2 separate regions of the Homo sapiens genome follow, and region 2 is linked to region 1. The links are chromatin contacts, found by Hi-C in ENCODE. All regions are on one chromosome and are shown on one strand. The core of a region is the stretch at or near the end of the contact, and the rest is flanking DNA. Distances in the headings are between cores, read along the strand shown. Region 1 overlaps LINC00537 (long intergenic non-protein coding RNA 537). Region 2 holds the start of PIP5K1B (phosphatidylinositol-4-phosphate 5-kinase type 1 beta).

Region 1 (4,728 bases), core at 1,023-3,522:
TTCTTCTGCCTCAGCCTCCCGAGTAGCTGAAATTACAGGTACTACCACCATGCCTGGCTAATTTTTTTTGTATTTTTATTAGAGATGGGGTTTCATCATTTTGGCCAGGCTGGTCTTGAACTCCTGACCTCAGGTGATCCTCAGCCTCCCAAAGTGCAGGGATTACAAGTATGAGCCACTATGCCTGGCCAACCAACAATCTTTTTAAAAGAATCGTTTTTTTTTTTTTTCTGAGCAGTAGGTCTCAATAGTGGGATTAAAATATTCAGTAAACCATGCTATTAACAGATGTGCTGTCACCCAGACAGTGATGTTCCATTTCTAGAGCACAGAAAGAATAGATTTTGCATAATTCTTAAGGGCCCTGAGATTTTCAGAGTGGTCAATGAGCACTGGCTGTAACCTAAAGTCACCAGCTGCAGTGGTCCTCAAAGAGAGTCAGCCCATCCTTTGAAGTTCTGAAGCCAAGTGTTGACTTCTCTCTAGCTATGAAAATTCTACATCTTCACTAAGCTTAATCATTTCTAGCTCTGGACTTAAAGTGAGAGACTTGCAAGTCTTCCTTTCATTTGAGTTCTTTGAGGCCACTGTGGTTACTAATTAGCACCCCTGGTGGGTGTCACCCTCCTCCCTCCTCTATCGGGTTCACCTACACCGGGGCGTGGGGAACGTCGCTTCCTGCACCCCACATGCCCTGCGCTCCTGGGGCTCTCCCACAGGGGGCTTTCGTGAGCCAGGAAGCAAGGGTCATCCCCCTGCTCCAGCCCAGCCAGGCTGCACAGGCAGAAGGACTCTCCCAACCTGCCCGAGCATGCGGGGCTTTGTGTTCACTGTCCTGGCCCCTCCCTCCGAAACTGGGGCTCTCCCATCCTCAGACTCCCTGGTGGCCTCCGAACCCCAACAAATGACAGGAAGACCAGAACCCACAGCGCGACGGCCTGCTGGGCGCGTGCTCAGTGGGACAGCTTGGGGCCCCTCAAGCTGAGTCACAGGGGAAAGGTGTGCTTGCACCACCCACGTCCCACCGGAGTCCGTGGTGGGGCTGGAGCCCCAGGTCGCCAGGGCGGCATGGGAACCCGAAGACGGGGCACCTTCACCTCCCGAGCTCGTGACCCCGGAGGCCTCCGCGTCAAGCGCAGATGCCAGCCAACCGGGCACCTCCCAACCGCTCCAGGAGCCGGGGCTCTCGTCTGCACTCACCTCCAGCCTGTTAGATGAGCTCCTGTCAACCCCAGAGTTTCAGCAAAAGGCACAACCTTTCCTAGATCCGGCGCCACTGGGGGAGCTGAAGGACGTGGAAGAGCCCGCTTTGCTGGAACCACTCCTCAGACAGGAAGAACACAGGGCTCTGCTGGAGGAGCAGGTTGGGGCGGGTTTGGGGCAGGGTGGGGGCAGGGTGGGGGCAGGGCGGCGGCCTCTCTTTTGCAGTGAACCTCAGGCTTGGTATGGAGAGGCGTGTCTTCCCTTCCAGCTGACCTCCCTAGGATCCCTGAGTTCCAGGTCCAGCGAGAGACTCCACACAGAGTAGGGCTGTCAACAATGAAAAGAAAGCATTCCTGAGCATCCCGGGGATCCCAGGGCCGGTCCAGGTACAGGGAGGTGGGCTGTCTACTGCGCATGCGCGGGTTTCCAGGCAGCAGCCTAGTCTTCTAACTAGCCCAGGCGGAGCTCTCCTCCCTTTCCCCCCCGCGTTCTTCAATCGGGTTGGCGGAGACCTCAGTCCGCGAAACACTGGGCCGGGGCAGAATCCAGGCCAGTTCTCCTTTCTGTGGCTCAACTCCTCCGCCTCTTCGCTCACCATCACTTGCCAACCCGTGTCCCGCCAGCCTCCTCGCCAGCACCATAGAGCGCCTTACAACTAAATAAAGACCCGAGACCTCGCGCAAACCAGGGTGCTGCCCTTTCCAGGCAAGAGGGAAGGCAGGCAGAGATGAGGACAGGAACAGAGACAGAGTGAGATGGAAGGATGGAGCTAGGCAAGGATGGGTGGAAGGAGGGACCCCGGAAGGGAGAGAAAGAGGGAGGGAGGGAGAAAGGGAGGAAAAAGCCAGGGGAGGGAGGGTAGAACAGATGGAAGGATGGACGGAGAGACAAAAGGAGCAAGAAACAGAGAACAGAAGGCAGAGACAAAAAATGTCTTATGCCTCCAGAACCAACAGGACCCAGAACTCCGGGAATATGTTGGGTGCCCAGTACAGGCTGAGTGCTGGGCCCACAGCCCCGTTGGCCGGCGGGGCGCTCAGCGGCCCTCTGGATCACCAGCCTGGGTTACTTCATCCCGGAGCAATTCAGACCAATTCCGTTTCCGAAGGAATGAGCGAATTCCCCAGAGAGCAATGAGCCGAGACTCAGGTAGTTGTCTGTTTTTCATCCACATGGTTCACAGATGACATATCCCCACGTTGAGCCCTGCAACAGAGCTCGAGGCAGATAGTCCCATCCACACAGGAGTCACACCCAGGCCAACTGAAGCGTGATTCTGGATTCCACGTTTCTTTGCCCTCTGTAAAGGTGCCTGTTGCTCAAGTTTCTGCCCCCCGAAAGCGTGACCATGTTGACTGTTTGTTTCGCGAGCTCTGTGGGGCCCCAGAAACTTCCAGGAATGCGTGGAAGACCAGCATCGTGTCGGTGCTCTCCTTTCCAGTTTTCAAACAGGCTATATTGGAGACTCCACATTGTACAGGAAACAGGAATCCATTGTCAGGCCGTGATGCACGGGATGTTTCTTTTCTCTGTGGTTTCGCTCTCGTTGTCTACGTGAAAATGAACGAGATGAACACACCTGCGTGTGTGAGACTATCACGGCAACTGTGACACCCAGGCGTTGGCAATAGAGTTGGCAGCCTGATCCTGGGACAAAGGTACTGATGGACATCCAGACACACCCCACCACAGTCACTAGCAAACCGACTCCCAAACACACAGACACACACGGGCGCACACGCGGGAACACAAGCACACACACAGACACACAAAGACAGACAGCTTGAAGGAGAGCAAGGGACAGAGGGATGAGAGATAGAAACGGAAGGAGAGAAACAGCGATGGAGAGAGACACAGAGAGGAACCAGGGAGATTGAGAGAGAGAGAGAGAGAGCAAGGTGGAGAGGGAAGTAGGGAAAGGGAAAGGGTGAGGGAGCTTGAGAGGGAGAGCAACAGAGCCTTGGAGAGGGAGGCTCTATCTGGTAGACAGGGGCCCCTTTGGCCAGGGTAGGGTGGAGGGTGCCTGGGCTGGGCTGGAACAGGGGGGCAGGGCCTCCCACTCGGGAAAACCAACGGAGCCCTGAGACATGTTTTTACTTGGATTTGTTGGTTGCTTTGGGGGTGCTTTTCGTAGCGTCATTCCTTTGTTGGCTCCTCCCTGTCCTCTTGGTGCTGTGGGCCCTGAAAGTTGTAGAGTGCGCCCCTCACTGTGGCAGAAGCAGTGGCGCTGAACGTGCCCACGGGCCGCAGCTTGGGTCTCTCTCGTTTTCCAGGTGGTATGGCCGTAGACAATGGCAGTGGCGCCTGGCTGGCCCAAGAGCCCAGTCCAGCTACGCCTGCCTGATTCCAGGCGTCACCACCAACCCGGGAGCGCGAGGCTGGGATCAGGCACCCCGGAGCCGCTTGCCTGTGGCCCGGCTGCTCTCCCCCTCTACGCCCAAGCACCACCATCGCCACGCTGCGCTTTTCGCCGACCTCCCAGAGCGTCCCGATGTCGCCGGCGGCCAGACCATGCGCGAGACAGCCCAGGCGCCAGAGGCCTCCATCCCCTGCCAGGGCTCTGGACTCTCCAGGCGGCCACCCTCTCGCTGAGACTCCAGGCCTTCCCCAGGCTCTTGAGCTCCCGAGCTTCCAACACCTGGGGCCCGCTTAGGACGGGGTGTGCTCCGAGGCGTCAGGGCCCAGGGCCCGCGGTCCTGGGGTCCCCTCCGGTCCTCCGCCTTGCCGCGGAAAAATTATTTTGGATTCCTCGCCGCCCCTCCTGCAAGGCCCCCTCTTGCCCCACACACCCAGAGCCGCCAGGGCTGCCCAGGGGCGAACGGCCGGCCCAGCCCCACGGGCCCTTTTTCTCACAATGCTCACACCATCGTCGCTTGTTCTGACGGGGACCCGCCATGGCCAAAGGGGCAAGAAGGCTCTGCTTTGCCCCGCCCTGGCACTAGAGCCCCGGCAGCCTCATCCTGAGAAAGAGGGGCTGACGGACACCCAGACACACCCCACCACTACCACGAGCAAACCCACCCTGACACACACACGGATACACACGGGTGCACGCGGGCAGACACACACACACACACACCACACCCGGGCACACACACACGGACACACAAAGACAGACGCAGATAGCTTGAAGGGAGACCACCCCTCATATTGTCTTATGCCCAATTTCTGCCTCCAAAGAAAGAAGAAGTAAAATCTAAAAGGCAGAAATGAAATCCACAAGCAGACAGCCCCGCACCACACCCTGGGCCTGGTAGTTAAAGATCGACCCCTGACCTACTCGGTTATGTTATCTATAGATTACAGACATTGTATAGAAAAGCACTGTGAAAATCCCTGTCCTGTTTTATTCTGATCTAATTACCTGTGCATGCAGCCCCCAGTCACGTACCCTCTGCTTCCTCAATCCATCACGACCCTCTCACGCGGACCCCCTTAGAGTTGTAAGCCCTTAAGAGGGACAGGAATTGCTCACTAGGAGAGCTCAGTTTTTGGAGACGTGAGTCTGCTGATGCTCCCAGCTGA
Region 2 (4,728 bases), core at 1,645-4,144, 4.9 Mb before region 1:
TAGATGTTAAGCTAAAACGCACTTGTTAAGTTTCATTCCTTTGATGAAGTGGCATGTAGTAAAGGGGGGAAGGGATAAACTAAAGGTGAAAGAGTAATTAGCTAGGTCTCTTAGGTGATGTGGGGTACAAAGGTCTCCTTCCTCTAGAGAAAATGATAACATTGGATTACAAACACATTGGTAAACATCACAAAATGCTAAAGTTGGAAAGAAAAAACATAATTTCATACAAACGTTTTGTTTTATATGTGAGACACTTGAGACTTGGAAGTGATATGATGGCCCAGGTCATACGGCCAAATGTAGTCCCAGAACTAGAACCCAGGTCACTGGGGGCATGCTTAACAGTCCTTTGTGTATTGCAGTTTCCATGATGTGTCCTCATTGCTATCAGAACTGAAATGATGGCAGAATACACAAAGCAATGGACTGGACATCAGAAGATCCAAGTTCTAGTCTTGCAAATGCCACTAAATGAGATGTAAATCCATGGAAAACTCCCACTGCTTGTCTAAACCTCAGTTTCCTCATCTGTAAAATGTAAACAGTAATTTACAGTGAGACTATGCAGACCACAATAAATGCAGAAGAACTCTGCCATTTAAAAAACCACCTTATATAAGTACAGAGCAGGCACCTGGTTATGACAGAAAACCTAACTGTGATTCTAATACCAGCACTTGTTACCTTGATAAATCTCTGAATCTGTGAGCCTCATGTTCCTTCTGTGTTTACATGGTAAAAAGTCTTTGCCCTGCCTCCCTCAGAAATGTTTGGAATTAGGTGAGAACACTCAAAAGAATTTACAAATTGCAAGACACTGATGCAAATGTAAGGTGTTATTATTAAATCTCTCTAGTCTTAACGTGGACAAAAATGTAATGTGGTTCTATCATTTAGTGCTTCACAGTTTTCCTTCTCAGGTAAGATGTCATCATACATCAGTCTCAAACTCACCAGCTTTCTCATCAGTCCTCATAAGTCTCTGCCCACAGGACCATATCAGAACCACCGTTTCCCTCCGCTCAGAGATCACACATGAAACTCACTCAACCTCCCACTGGTTTACACTTGGCCGATTAAGGTTTTTTCCCAGCGTCTCCTTTCAGCTGGGAATGCTCTAGCAAAGCTTCCATGAACACTACCCTACTTCATCACATTAGAGTCCTAATGAAACCCATCCTTACTTCATCACATTAGAGTCCTAATGAAACCAATCCTTTCGCCTTTCTCCACTCCAACAGCTGCAGAACGCTTCAGTCTCTTCGCAGAACAGGGGAGAAGTCTCTGGCTGAATGTGCTTCATTAGAGGGACAAAAGGGGTTCCCCAAACCGAGACTCAGAAGTACTGACACAGAGACCGCTTCTTCCTTGCACGAGATTAACACATTCTGAGGTCCTACCGGTCCCTTAAGGATCATTCCCCTTAAAGCTAGGGCCTCCTGCATCTGAGAATGTCACAGAGAGGTAGTGATGATAGTGGGTGTTATTTCTGATCTGTAACACGCTCCCTTTAAAAAAGCATCAGAGTAACTAGGATTGCCTTGTTCGGAGCCCTGATTTCAGTAGATTCGATGAAAGAATTAATCAATCTACCCAAATAACTTCTCCGGAATAGGTTTCTACTCAGCCACGCTGGGCACCAGACAAGAGAGCTGGGGGTTGGGGGGGATAAGAAATGACAACACGCTCATCTGCATAGATGCCAGATAAGCAGACATTTGTTTTCTTCTGTTCTGGCGACTCCTGGCACCGGCATAGTAAATCAAACCCGGGCATTCTCCCTCCCCAGTGCCCCTACACTCCCAGCCCCTGCCCCAGATGTTGAAGCGTCACGTTGACCAGGCTGGGGGAGAAAGCCTGGGAAACGCAGAAGTCTGTTGCTGCATTTAGACTGGAACCATACCGCACCTGTTCAATCCGGCACCAGCGCCAGAAATGAGCAGAACACCAACTCGCAAGCCCCTCTTGAGATACCAGGGCGCCTAACAAGTTCACCGCTGTTTCGTACCGGGGGAGGGTGGTGGGAGACCTTTCCTTCCGCTGCCAAACTCTGCAGGTTCCCCGGAAAAGGGGAGAGTACTCCTATTTAAGTGAACCCAGAGTGATCTCCGAGTGTCACTGCGGCCCCGGGGATCCGGGTGACGAGCGGGTGGGTGTCCGTTGGGAGCGCGCAGCTGTGGCCCCCGCGGAACGAAGGTCCGCTTCGGTGGCCACGGGCGCCCTCTCCACGTCACCCCCAGCACAACGCAGACAGGCAAAGTGGAAGGGTAGAGAGACCGACGGGTTTCAGCAGAGATGCAGAGCCCCTAAGCGCAAGCCCCTCAGAAGGGTCTAGTGGGAAGGGGCCGGGGACGCACAGGAAACTTACCTCACCCGGGCAGCATTCGGGTGCCTCCGCTACCAAGACCAGTTGCGCCACAGTCTGCAAGTTATCGGGACGTTGTCGCTTCCCCACAGCGAAGGGAGAGCAGTGCAGGCGAGGGGCGGGAGGGGCGGGAGGGGCGGGAGGGCGGAGGGGGCGGCGGGCGGGGCCGGGGCCGGGGGCAACGCTGAGGGCGGGCAGGTGCCGGGGCTGGAGCCGCGGGGCCAAACTCGCTCCGGACGCGCCTTGGCGGGGGCGCGCGGCTACGAGTGTGCAGTGCGCGCGCGCCGCGGCGAGTGTGTGTGTCCCCGCTTTCCCCTTCCTTCCCCGCCGGTCCTCCGGCCAGACGGAGCAGCGAGCGGCCGCCAAAGCCCAGCAGCTCCGAGCGGCTCCACTGCCGGGCGCAGCCTCGCCGCGGCGCGTTCGGGGACCGGGAACCGGGGACCGAGAGGAGCAGCAGCGGCGCCCGCCGGGCTCGGGCGCGGGTTCCCGCTTGGTGCGCGCCGGAGTCGGAGCGAGGCGCAGAGAGAGCCGGCTGCGCGGCGGCTGCCGCGGCTGGGGAGGCTGCAGGCCCCGCCTGCCGGCCGCCCAGGCTCTTCCCCTTTTCTCTCCACCCACTTGCCCCATCCCCGCAAGCCCTGCAGCGAAGGCAGACCGGTTTGCAGCACCTGCCGCAACAGCGGCCGGAGCTTCAGCCGCAGTGGGCTGGGCGTCTCAGCCGGTGTGTGGGGACCGGGCGCCTGTCCCGCCGCCGCTGGCCCAGACTGAGAGCGGGGTTGGGGTGGGCCCCTGGAATTGGCGGGTGCCTCCAAGACTCCAGGGGTTCCCGGCCGTTCTCAGCGTCTTGAAGCCCTGCGAAACAGGGCTGTGGGGATAGGGCGTCCCCTTTCCCCAGGCCACAGAACTCAGCTACGCCTGGTCGCCCGCCTGCTAGACTCTGCCTGAGGCGGCGAAGCCGGCACTTGAGCGCAGGCGCCCCCTTCACGAGGAAGGGACAGGCCAGGATTCCAAGGCGTTGGTTGCTCCCATTCTAAGGACAGCAGGTGTTCCCAGCAAGTAAGACCTACCCAACAGGTAGGGGTAGGCTGGCGAGGAGGTCCTAGGAGAGAGAAGCTGGGGGATGTCATGGGAAAGCGCTGTGACGGGGCTGAGGGCCAATTCCTACTGATAGCGCTTAGTGGGCTGGGGGCACTTGCAACGTCACCTGATGTCAGTCTAGCTGCGAAGAGGGTAGGGGTCAGATCTAAAGGACTCCTTTGGGAAAATGCTATCATGAAAGCTAAAGCTAAATTCACTTAATAGGAACCAAAAGGTAGCGGATCCTTCGCGGCTGAATTGAAGCAAATGGTATTTTTCAGCCTCATCACTTCCTTCCACTTACCCTTCTTTACCAAAAACAACGCCGGTGGAAAACGTGGGATACATTCTGTCTGGGGAATAACAACATTTCATGATCCTTATCTTCAGAGATCTCTGGCTTCCAGTTTCTGTTTGAAGGATACTCCCTTAGTTCTCTGCAAATGAACACCTCTTTTCAGTTTTGTAATCTCTTTGTTTCTCTCACCCCCCACCTTGAGTGAGTCTGCTATGGTTTAATATCAGCCTTGAATCAAGTGCAATAATTTCTTGATAACAGAAGTATCTATTTTTTTTTAGCTTTACTGAGCCATAATTGACAAATAAAACAAATATCTGTTATTCTTCAGCTGTTTTCCCAGCCTGCTTCTTGCAGATGTGGCTGGCCATTACTGAGAGATTTAAGGTATGGTTTGTTTAGAACCCTGTGACTTGGGTCTGGTTTTCTCCTGGCATCCTAGACGCTTCACAGCTCAGAGCAGGAGGAACATACATCTAGTCCAGCCCTCCCGCTTTACAGATGAGGAAACTAAGGTCTCAAGACATTAAGTAACCCAAGGACCAGAACACAGTTTCCCTGACTCTCAATCCCTGAACAATAACTAGCAGAAATATTGTATTAACAAAGTTCAAGATGGGGTGGATAGACCAGTGGTGGAGGACAGAAGAACCGATCAAAGAACCGTTCATCTGACTGGTACGAATCACTGTATAGGGGGCAGCATCATACCGCTGTAACTAGCAGGCTAGTTTGGAATCTGGGAATGGTAATCCCAGTCTCTCCTTTTCCTGCTTCTCAGACTTCAGCTATGAAATCCAGAGTGGAAAATGAATTTGCCTCCCAGGGAGGCGGTGGTAAGTGAAAGTGCAAAGTCAGTTTCTGGTAATGCAGGGGAGATGAAGACAGGTAAAGCCAAACATTGGATCAAAAGTGATCACGCATTACGTATAAATGTCCAAATACATGTATCCATACACATGACCCTTTTCCCATTAATGAGCCTGGT

Evidence for each region. Hi-C counts contacts between places; a loop is a spot of excess contacts on that map. Pooled maps may share reads with other maps.
Region 2: a pooled map shows a loop between it and region 1 (16-fold over the local background). The contact joins the promoter of PIP5K1B here to the enhancer-like site in region 1. A Hi-C loop is called at or near these places in 2 of 50 pooled maps.

The regions. Positions count from the first base shown.
Region 1 is chr9:63,814,380-63,819,107 of GRCh38, reverse strand. LINC00537 (long intergenic non-protein coding RNA 537) reads right to left here. Exons shown (of 2, transcript NR_146626.1): 2 at 79-1,530. It also overlaps the pseudogene DUX4L50. Among named protein-coding and RNA genes, the nearest start is that of MIR4477B, 2.8 kb to the left of the region's middle. RefSeq lists enhancers at 401-937, 938-1,476, 3,061-3,589, 3,590-4,118. Within about 2 kb of position 2,272, at least 3 of the 41 ENCODE cell types and tissues checked have a DNase peak (open chromatin) inside an H3K27ac peak, as active enhancers do.
Region 2 is chr9:68,703,406-68,708,133 of GRCh38, reverse strand. PIP5K1B (phosphatidylinositol-4-phosphate 5-kinase type 1 beta) reads right to left here and starts at 2,894. Exons shown (of 16, transcript NM_003558.4): 1 at 2,372-2,894. RefSeq lists enhancers at 1,077-1,226, 1,677-1,766, 2,455-3,380 and a silencer at 2,517-3,036.